Linked DNA regions of Homo sapiens: region 2 is linked to region 1. Evidence: chromatin loops called from intact Hi-C (ENCODE). Cell type or tissue: Calu3. All regions are shown on one strand. Links, peaks and the distances in the headings refer to the core of each region. The heading gives the core; the rest is flanking DNA.

What was found. Hi-C counts contacts between places; a loop is a spot of excess contacts. Peaks named below come from ENCODE experiments on the same cell type or tissue, not always from the same donor. Only the 100,000 strongest peaks of a DNase experiment are listed, where the experiment ranks them.
Region 2: a loop joins it to region 1, with 19 times the contacts of the local background. A loop is called at or near these places in 1 of 110 quality-filtered maps.

The regions. Positions count from the first base shown.
Region 1 is chr3:95,748,896-95,754,799 of GRCh38, reverse strand. No RefSeq gene overlaps it. Among named protein-coding and RNA genes, the nearest start is that of MIR8060, 610 kb to the left of the region's middle. In Calu3, for the core only: no CTCF peak of the experiment used is centred there; a DNase peak (open chromatin) is centred at 2,409.
Region 2 is chr3:94,859,989-94,865,892 of GRCh38, reverse strand. No RefSeq gene overlaps it. Among named protein-coding and RNA genes, the nearest start is that of LINC00879, 75 kb to the left of the region's middle. In Calu3, for the core only: a CTCF peak has its summit at 3,001 (motif pointing left); no DNase peak of the experiment used is centred there.

The sequences.
Region 1 (5,904 bases), core at 258-5,257:
TTGTTCCATGAATTCTCAAGTCTTTAGTGTTTTAAGTTTGAAATTAGATACCTAAACTTGCACTAAGCTGCCAGTTTAGTTTGGTTGACATTAGTTGAGAGTGGACACATGTCACCTCTCCAAAACTCAAAGGAGCATTGTTTACTTGAAATGCCTGACTTCCTCTCCTCAGGGTCCTATATTGTTCTTAGTTTACCAGTGTCACTTACCTCTATTGATTTTTGAGTAGAGTGTGTATTCTGCATGTGGTATATGCGATGTTCTGTACAGGTCTGTTAGTTCCTTTTGCTCTAGAATGTAGATTAAATTCCATGTTTCCATATTGATTTTCTGTCTGGATGTTTTGTCCACTGCTGAAAAGTAGAATATTGAAGTTCCTCACTATTATTGTATTTCAATTGACCTCTCCCTTCAGATCTATTAATACATGCTTTACATATTTAGATACACTTATGTTGGGTGTGTATATTTACAATTACATCCTTTTTCTAAATTGACTCCATTGTTATTATAAAATAACTTTATCTCTTTTCACAGCTTTTGACTTAAAGTTTATTTTATTTAAGTATAGCTATTACTGCTCACTTTTGTTTTCCATTAGCACGAAGTCTTTTGTTCCATCCCTTCACTTTTAGTCTATATGTATCCTTACAGGTTAAGTGAATCTCTTGTAAGCAGCACATAGTTTGCAGCTAATTTTTTATCCATTCAGCCACTGTTTTTTGATTGGATAATTTATCCCATTTACATTCAAAGTAATTATTGATAGATAAAGACTTACAACTGTTATTTTGTTAACTGTTTTCTAGTTGTTTTATACATTATTTATTTGCTTTTTTTTCTTACTGTCTTCCTTGTGGCTAGGTGATTTTTCTTTAGTGTTATGTTTCGATTCTTTCTTTTTTTACTTTGTTGTGTATCTATCATAGGTTTTTGCCTTGTGGATAAAATGAGGCTTACAAAAAATTTCCTTGTTATAACAAGTTGTTAAACTGATAACAACTTAATTTTGATCACATAAAAATTGACACTTTTACTTCCCTGTCACCATCATGTTGAATTTTTGATGTCACAATTTGTATCTTTTTACATTGCATATCTCTTAACAAATTATTGTAGGAATTTTTTGATAGTTTTGTATTTAACCCTCAGGTTAAAGTTATAAGTGATTTATATAACAGCATTGTAGTGTTAAAGTATTCTGAATTTAACTGTGTACTTTTACCAGTGAGTTTTATACTTTCAGATTTTTTTGTTATGCATTAGCATGTTTTTCTTTCAGCTTGAAGAACTCCTTTCAGCATTTCTTGTAAAACAGGTAATGGTCCCCCTGAACTTATTCTCCTGGGAAAATCTTTTTTTTTTTGTCTTTTATTTCTGAAGGACAGATTTGCAGAGTATAATATTATTGGTTGTCATATGCTTTTTATTTTTCTTCATCAAATATCACTTTCCCCTGTCCTCTAAGATTTCTGCTGAGAAGTCTGCTGCTAGTCATATTTGAATTCCCTTATATGTTATTTGCATCTTATTTTCTTGCTGCTTTCAGGATCCTCTCTTTGTCCCTGATTTTTAACAGTTTTATCATAAAACGTCTTGGGATAGTATTATTTGAATTGAATCTGATTAAAAACATCTAACCTTCCTGTACATGGATATGTATATCTTTCCCTAAGTCTGAAAAGTTTTCTGCTGCTATTTACTTTAATAAGCTTTTATATCTTTATCTTTGTCTTCCACTTCTTTAACTATTACTCAAATATTTGCTCTTTTGATGCTATGCTATACCATTAATTCCATAATCTTTCTTCATTCCTATTTATTCCCTTCCTTTTTTTCCCTCTGAAGGTATATTTTAAAATCCCCTTTTTGAGTTGACAGATTTTTCTGCTCAGTCCACGTGCTGTTGTTGATGCATTCTGTTGCATTTCTCATTTTGTTCATTGTATTTCTCAGCTCTGATTTCTGTTTCATTTTTTAGAATTATTATTTCAATCTCTCTATTAAATTTTTTGTTCTGTTAACGTACTGTTTTTCTCATTTTATTGAATTATTTCTCTATATTTTATTGAAGTTCACCGAGCTTCCTTAAAACAGTTGTTTTGAATTATTTGTCAGTCAATTCATAGATCTCCATTTTTTTGGAGATAGACACTGTTACCTTATTTTGTCCATTTGGTGATGTCATGTTTTTCTGATTATTCTTGGTCCTTGTGATTATATGCAGATGTCTACACACGTAATGAAGTAGGTGCTATTCCAGTCTTCACAGACGGGCTTTGTCTGGGAAAGCCCTGGAGCAGGTATGGCACTAAGAAGTGTCAGAAGTGTGGGGCAGCTGTGTATGGCCTGATGCTGCAACAAGCCTGGTACCCATTACAGCAGCCATGCCACTAGGGTGTGCCAGAAACCTGGGGCAGATGCAGCTAATAGAGCACTTGTGCCAGAAGCCTAGGGCTACTGAGAGCTGCCTACCACTGAGGGTTCTCTGGAGCCCAGGACCACTGAAATCAGCCCACCTGAAATGCAGCCTGGATATTGAGACTATCATACAAGACTGAAGCCTTGGGCTGTGTGGTTCTGTCTGGTACCAGGGCAGGTCTAGAGGTTTTGTCCATAGATACTGTCCTGAAATATGTGGGCATAGGGATCTTTGCAATACTGGATTTTACTGTGTTGATCCAGTGTTGGGTTCTAAGGCAAAGTACTGTGTTCATTTCCCTCTTTCCCTCAAGTGGAAGCTATTACTCACCACTTTGTACTGAATGTGCCTGAGGAAGAGGTAATGCAGGTAATATAAGTCTGTCTTTCCTACTCCTTTCAATGTATTTTTTTTTTTTTTTTACTGTGCTGCAGCTAGGTTTTGTGATCTCTCACTTGGTTTTCTGAATGCTTGTGAAGGTAATTTAGGCTGTGGATAGTTGTTCAAATTGATATTTCTGTGGGAAGATAATCACAGGAGAGTCCCCTCAAAATCGTAAGTCATATCTTAATTATCTTGTGTCTGTGCCTTTTTTCTGCCCTAAACGTGGGATAGTATCTACTGTAGCAAAGTCTCTGTCCTGCTATGCGAGTCATTTCCCTGTTGGTGGCACTGATCCATATGAGAATTATGTAAAAGTACAGGGAAATGTGAACAGATGTATCCTATTATCATGACTGAATGTAGAGCCTCCTTTTTATACCTCTTTTTCAATACCAACTATTAGTACCACCAAAATCTGAAACCTAGACTTTGTAACACTTGAGCTTCTGTCTTCACTTTCTAAGTGGAGACATCATGCCTGCCTGCAAGTTCTGGCATTTCTTTGCTTTCTCCAGCTAATGTCTAATGTGTTAATGATTTTAATAATTTTACAATTTAATTTTAAAATGTTAGCATTCAGCATGCCAAGTTTAAATCAATATTTTATATATCTCAAAAAGTCCTGTTTCCTTCTCAATATCCAGATGTATTTTTGAATCCTGACTTCACACAAATTAGATTAATTAAATTAGGGCATGGAACATATAACCTCCAATATGGCAAGTTCACTTAAAAATATACATAAAATATAAAAAGTATATTTTTGTGCTTTTTAAAAAGTATATTTTTATACTTTATAAAAATATAATACTTTTTATGTTTTAAATGTAATAAATTTATGTGTATTATAAATAACAAAGATATATATTCTTATGTGGTCATCGAATGGAAATTGCCAAGATTGTAGAATTGACTTGTATTTTGGCCTTTCCCTCCTGCATACTGTGAGATTTGAACTGTCATTTTACTACTCTGAAATTTAATATCTTCTGTAATATGGATAAGTAATCTTGCATAAATTATTTTTCAAAATATTTCAAGTTTCAAATAAATTAATGAATAGAAAATACTATGAAAAATGTAAATTATTAACCAACATTAATTTTAAGATGAGTAATGGTTCTCTAGTACATTCAGCTTAATTACTTTTAATGAAATTTTATTTCATGTCTATAGGATATAAAATGAGCACAATACTACATAAATTAAAAAAACCTAGTGAGCATCGGCTCTTAATTTAGGAGTTGCGGCTTTTCTGGACAAAGTATCCTAATTTCTAACCTCTCCCACACACTGTTTATAAGTTACATACTGTTTATAAATTACAACTCTTTTGTTCTGAACAATGGTATCTAAAATAAAGTTATCTCAACCCAAGACTCTAAGTTATGGCGTAAATGAAAATATTTTGAGCCATGAGTCATGTTTAGAAAAAAAAAACACAGTTTTAAAAAATTAAGCAACAACTATATTGATGTGATATGTGGTAAAAAATTATATATGCCTTCCCACCCCCCAAATCCCCAAAAAGTTTTGCAGTCGTTGCATATACTGCAGTTCAATTCTATTTAACTAGATGGCTAGGTGTCTAGTTACCTATTATCTTACACGTTGATAATTTACACTTTACTCAGTAGAAGTCTGGCAAATCCGCTGTGTTTGTGGCTGAGCCTTGCACAGCTGGTGCAACAGAAGATTAAGTTAACCCAACACTAAACTGAATGATTGATGGCCAAGGTTTTCAAATAGCAAAGTGCAGTTTTGTTACATAATTACCAGAATTATATGCAGCACTCTATCTATTCCTGACTATAAATTGAAGGGTTGTTCTCTCTGAGTTATGAAAGAAATTATAAACTAATTTGTGGAAACAACATCTGTTGTGAATGGGCAAAAAGCTCTGGTAAGAAAGGAATTTTTTTCCTTCTGTTTTGCAGCTATTTATAAAATCAGGACAAAATAAAAGTTTTTTCTTAGAGTACTTTACAAAAATATTTATGTCTGCACTTCTATATTATGTAAAAACACAATGGTACATTTTTGTTATGGCCCCAAAAGAAGTAATAAAGTAAAATATTAACTTTCCTATAAATGCTTTTCCTTTTAACTTGATATACAATAAACCATTAATTTTATTACATTTTGCATGCGATGCAGTACATTTTTATCTTTTCTAAAATATTACAGTTCTTAGAACACAAGAAAAATATTACAGATATTTGATCATTTCTTCACAAGAAGGATAATAAATAAATTATTGCCCTAAAAACCCATATGCTATTTCTAAATCAGTTCCTTTGAAATCACATTTCTTTCTGAACTACTCCTGCAAATTCTAACACTCCAGCAAGCCTCACTTTAAATAAGATTTCTTCCTGGGATTGGGTGAATTGAGATTGGTGTAAACATAAGAGACAGGAGATGGAGGTCTTGGCCAAATTAAGGAATGCATGTTTTATCTAAAAGTCTTCATATTGTCTTACACACTGTTCAGGCAAAATAACAGATGGCTATGGGTCTCTTGACTGTCCATTGGCGTATTTAATTGGTAGGAAATTTTCACAGATGTCTCTGAAATTACTCTTAATCTAGTGATACCTTCCTCTTTATCATAATTAAAAACAAGTTATAGGTGTGGGAATTTGGTTTTCAATCCATATTCTAGGTATAAACAATAATCCCAGTTAAAATACAGTAATACTGAACATGGCGGTTAATGTTACACATCATCTTGGCTAGGCTGTGGTCACTCAAATAATTGATCGAATGCTATTCTAGATGTCATTGTAATATCTTTTAGAGAAGACCATTTAAATCAACAGATTTTTAGTTAAGCAATAGATTTTTAGTTAAGCAGGTTTCATTCTATAATGTGTGAAGCATTGTCTAATTAATTGAAGATTTTAAGAGAAAAAAAGCCAGTTTTCTAGATGAAGAGGGAATTCTGCCTTCTGATTGATTTTGGTTTCAAACTTCAAGATCACACTTCCCTGGGTCTCCAGTCTGCCGGCATGCTCTTCAAATTCAAGACTTGCCAATCAATTAAGTCAATTGTTTAAAATCAATCTTTTTCTCTGTCTCTTTGTCTCTGTCTCTCT
Region 2 (5,904 bases), core at 615-5,614, 890 kb after region 1:
GATAAAAAAAAAATTAAGAAAATCTACTGACTTGTTAAGTAGGAGAGACAAATGAGCATGTTTTACTTTCAGAATAATTATCCTGGCAATGACATAGTGAATGTATTTATGTAAACAATAAGAAATTTTGGAAGCTTTTCTAATTCAGAAGAAATATAATGGTGGTCTAATACATTGCCTGAAAGTAGACATATAAGAGACACATATAGAAATAGAATAAACAGTACCTAGTAGGAGATTATATGTACTCATTGAGAAAGGAACCAACAATTATATTAATATTTTACCATTCACTGAGATTTGAGTGTACAGAACTTGGTTTAGATTTGGAGGAAAATGATAACATCAGAAGGGGAACTACTGTCATCCTATGGACTTCTTAAAATCAGCAGTTACACATGGATTATGAGCATAGAAAATCTGGAATTAAAATAAAAGTATTGAAAAAATCACCATATGGCTACTAAAAAATGAATGAATTGTCAGCGAAACTATGTGGAAAATAGTGGAAGTCAAAACTGAATTTTTAGAAAGCTAAAGATTTAATGCTGTGGGAAATAAACTTGTCAAAGACCAAGTGGAGCAATGTAAGAGGGTGTGGGAACCATGCACATTATAGAAAACAATGTTTTAAAAATATGTTTAACCCCAAATCCCAAGAAGGAAAAGGTGGGTAACCAGCCCCAGTGATGGCATTTTGCTTATAAAAGTGAGTGAAGTTCCCAGATGAGAGAGGGGCAGTGTCTATCTCTGTGACTTACATTTCCAGTGGGGATTCATGCAACCAAGACCAAGGGAAAGCACTTAGTGTCTCCCAAGCCTTAGAGCTAACTTGGGAAGAGGCTTGGAGACACTAAGAGGGAATGACACTGGGAAAAACTGCAGGCATTTTCCCCAACTTCGGATGGAGATCAGGCTGCCATTTTTAATCCAGGTTCATGAAAAGTCAGTTATTCTTTGGTGATCTGGCAGTGTGGCTCTGCAGGCATTGTAGTCCAGAGATTGCTGTACTCACTCTGGAGTCAGGTAGGGACCTCTGCAGTCAGAATTGAGTGGCAAGTGTGACACTGGAACTGTACTTTCCTCTGTGGCAGGTCTGGAGTGGGAGGAGAGCTGCTGCAACCATAGTTTTTCCAGGGTGATAAAACTTGCAGCCAGAGGCAGCTTGGAGACCTGGAACTGGTCTGTGTGTGACGTTGTTGGGTATCCCAGTCTGCTCCACTGAGATCTTGGCACAGCAGGACCCTCCCTTCTCCAGTCTACTCCCAGGTAGATCTTTAGGCATCCAGAGTGCCCACTCATATGAGTTAGCAGCCTGAGTCACTCTATCCTCCTTGTGCATAGATCATGGTGCAGAGGCACCCTCTCCACTTCCCCTCAGGCTGATCTTCAGGCAGTCAGAGCACATCCTTACCTGGATCAGTAGCCTGAGCCATCCTACCTTTCCTGTGCATAGATCATGGTATAGTGGAGTCTTCTCCACTCCATGACCAGGCAGATCTCAGGCAGTTGGAGCACTTCCTAACCTGAATCAGCAGCCTGAGCTGCCCCACCCTTCTTGTGCAGATTATGGTGATTGGGGCCCCCTAAACTTCATGCCCAGGCAGATCTCGGGGATTTGTAGCACCTATTCTCTTGGATTAGGAGTTTCAGTGGCCTCCCTGCACCATGCAGAGAACTTGGGCCTGAGGAGGTTCCCCAAATCCATGCCTAGGCACATCGCTAGGGGCTTGGTGGCCACCTACCAGACACTCTTCAGTGCTGTTTTTTGTGACTGCCGTTGGGTGACTTGTAGGCAGGATTATCTGGTCCAGCCCTGTTGTGGGAAGTCAGGGACCCCAAATGGAGGGACCGGCTGGAGCCACAGCAGAGGAACATAAATTGTGAAGATTTCATGGACATTTATCAGTTCCCAAATAATACTTTTATAATTTCTTATGCCTGTCTTACTTTAATCTTTTAATCCTGTTATCTTTGTAAGCTGAGGATGTACATCACCTCAGGACCACTGTGATAATTCTGTTGACTTACAAATTGTTTGTAAAACATGTGTGTTTGAACAATATGAAATGAGTGCACCTTGAAAAAGAACAGAATAACAACGATTTTTAGGGAACAAGGGAAGACAGTCATAAGGTCGACTACCTGCAGGGTCGGGCAAAAAGAGTTATATTTTTCTTTCTGCAGAGAGCCTATAAATGGAAGTGCAAGTAGGTGAGATATCGCTAAATTCTTTTCCTAGCAAGGAATATTAATATTAATACCCTGAGAAAAGAATGCATGCCCGGGGGGAGGTCTATAAACGGCCTCTCTGGGAATGTCTGTCTTATGTGGTTGAGATAAGGACTGAGATATGCCTGGTCTCCTGAAGTACCCTCAGACTTATTAGGGTGGGGAAAAACTCCGCCCTGGTAAATTTGTGGTAAGACCAGTTCTCTGCTCTTGAACCCTGTTTTCTGTTGTTTAAGATGTTTATCAAGACAATAAGTGCACCACTGAAAGTAGACCCTTATCAGTAGTTCTGCTTTTGCCCTTTGTCGTGTGATCTTTGTTGGACCCTTGGCAGTAGTTCTCCTTTTTGCCCTTTGAAGTATCTGATCTACTCCCTGTTCTTACACCCCCTCCCCTTTTGAAACCCTTAATAAAAAACTGCTGGTTTGAGGCTCAGGTGGGTGTCATGGTCCTACTGATACGTGATGTCATCCCCAGAGGCCCAGCTGCAAAATTCCTCTCTTTGTACTCTTTCTCTTTATTTCTCAGCCAGCTGACACTTATGGAAAATAGAAAGAACCTATGTTGAAATATTGGTGGCAGGTTCCCCTGATACAGCCCCACCCATCTTGCCCCCTGCCACCCCCACCACTCAGGGTTGAGAAGAGAGCTCAAACTATGCAATGCACTGGATCAGCCCATTGAGTGTGGTGACAGAGACCTCCCAGTAAACAAGGATGAAGTATATACCCATCCACATTGGCAGCAGCTGGACTTTAACTATCATTGCCATCTACTGGCCTGTAGGTTGAACTGCGCAGGCCAATAAAAAGCCTGCTGACAGAAATGAATAGAGCTGTAGAAGCAAAACCAAAATACTCTAGCCGACATTCTCTAATAGGATACGCAGGGATGAAGGGGAAGAAAATAATAATAATAATAGTAATATATAATAAATAATAATATTAAAACTTGGAAAGAAAAGAAAACAATTTTATCTGCATGAAAATAATCACAAAAATTAGAAGTTTTAGCATCTCCAGATAAGAAAGAACCAGCACAAAAATTTTGACATCATTAAAAATCTGAATGTTTTGAAATCACCAAAGGATTACACTAGCTCTTCAAAGCATGGGTTGCAAGGAAACTCAATAGGATCCAGGACAATGTGTAAAATAACACATAGAAACTTCTAAGGCAATCTAGGAAATGAAGGAGGAGAAAAACATTTTAAAAATAAATCAGTTAGAGCTTCTGAAATTAAAAAATTCACTTAAGGAATTCCAAAATATAACTGAAAGCCTTAACAATAGAACAAACAAAGCAGACAAAAGAATTTCAAAGCTTGAAGACAAGTCTTTTGAACTAACCCAGCCAGACAATAATGTACACAAAATTTTATTTTTAATTAACAAGGTCTTCTAGAAATATTGGACATGTAAAGAGACCAAGTCTACAAATTATTTGCATTCCTGAGAGAGGAGAAAAAGTAAACAATCTGGAAAATATATTTGAGAGAATAATATAAGAAAATTTTTCTGGTCTTGTTAGAGAGGTAGATATCCAGGTACAAGAAATCCAGAGAGTACCTGTGAGATATTTTTTAAAAAATGAAAATCACCAAGGCATGAAGTCACCAGACTGTCCAATGTCAACATTAAATAAAAAATCGTAATAGTAGACAGAGAAAAAAGTCAGACCACATACAAAGGGAACCCATCAGGCTAACAGCAGACTTCTCAGTAGAAACCTTGCAAGCCAGAAAAGGGTAGGGTACTATTTTCAGCATTCTTAAGGAAAAGAATTTCCAACCTGGAATTATATATTCTGCCAATCTTAGCTTCATAAGAAAGGAGAAATAAAACATTTTCCAGACAAATAATTGCTAAGGGAATGTATTACCACTAGACCAGCCTTACAAGAGGCTTCAAGAAAGTTCTAAACATGAAAACTAAAGAAAGTTACCTGTTACAACAAAAACATACTTAAATGCACAGTCTACAGTCCTTATAAAGCGACTATACAATAGAAACTGCAAAGCAGTCAGCTAACAACTCCACAATAGGATCAAAACCACACTTGTCAATATTAACCTTGAATGTAAAAAGGTAAATGGTGTAAATGCCACACCTAAAAGGCACAGAGTGGCAAGTTGAAAAAAAAAAAAAAAGCTCATCAATCCACTGACTTTAAGAGACCTGTCTCATATGTAATGACACTAATAGATTCAAAGTAAAAGAGTGGAGAAATATCTATCATGAAAATGCAAAACAAAGAAAAAAGAGCAGGATTACTGTTCTTATATCAGATAAAATAGACTTAAACAAACAATAGTCATAAAGGACAAAGAAGGGCATCACATAATAATAAAGGGGTCAATTAAACAAGAAGATGTAACTATCCTAAATATATATGCACCCAACATTGGAGCACACAGATTCAGAAAACAGGTACTTCTAGATCTATGATAAGACTTAGACAGCCTTACAATAATTGAGGGGGACTTCAACAGCCCACTGACAGTATTAGATAATTGAAGCAGAAAATGAACCAAAAAATTTTGGACTTAAATTTAACACTTAATCAATTGAACCTACTAGACATCTAAAGACTGCTCCACTCATCAATCACAGAGTGTACATTCTTCTTATCTGCATACAGGACATATTCAAGGACTGACCACATGCATGGCCATAAAGCAAGTTTCAATAAATTAAAAAAATTTGAAGTCATACTATTGGGGGAACCAGCCCCCAATATTTCAATGTAGGTTCTTTCTATTTTTCCTAAGTGTCAGCCAGTCTGAGAAATAAAGAGAAAGAGTACGAAGAGAGGAATTTTACAGCTGGGCCTCCTGGGGTAACATCACATATTGGTAGGTCTGTGATGTCCCTTGAGCCACAAAACCAGCAAGTTTTTATTAGGGATTTTAAAAGGGGAGGGGGTGTACAAAAAGGGATTAGGTCACAAAGATCACATACTTCAAAGGGCAATAAAGATCACAAGACAAAGGCAAAATTAGAATTACTGATGAGGGTCTATGTCCCACTGTGCACATATTGTCTTGATAAACATCTTAACAGAAAAAAGAGGGTTTGAGAGCAGAGAACAGTCTGACCAAAATTTACCTGGGTGGAATTTCCCAATTCTAGTAAGCCTGAGGGGACTGCAGGAGACCAGAGCATATCTCAGTACTTATCTCAACTGCATAAGACAGACACTCCCAGAGCGGCCATTTATAGACCTCCCCCCAGGAATGCATTCCTTCCCCAGGGTATTCCTTGCTGGGAAAAGAATTCAGTGATATCTCTCTTACTTGCACATCCATTTGTAGGCTCTCTGCAAGAAGAAAAATATGGCTCTATTCTGCCTGACCCTGCAGGCAATCAGACCTTATGGTTATCTTCCCTTGTTCCCTGAAAATCGCTGTTATTCTGTTCTTTTTCAAGGTGCACTGATTTCATATTGTTCAAACACACGTGTTCTACAATCAATTTGTACAATAGTGGTCCTTAGGTGACGTACATTCTCAGCTTATGAAGATAACGGGGTTAAGAGATTAAAGTAGAGACAGGCATAAGAAATTATAAAAGTATTATTAGGAAAGTGATAAATGTCCATGAAATCTTCACAATTTATGTTCAGCAATTGCAGTAAAGACAGGTGTAAGAAATTATAAAAATATTAATTTTG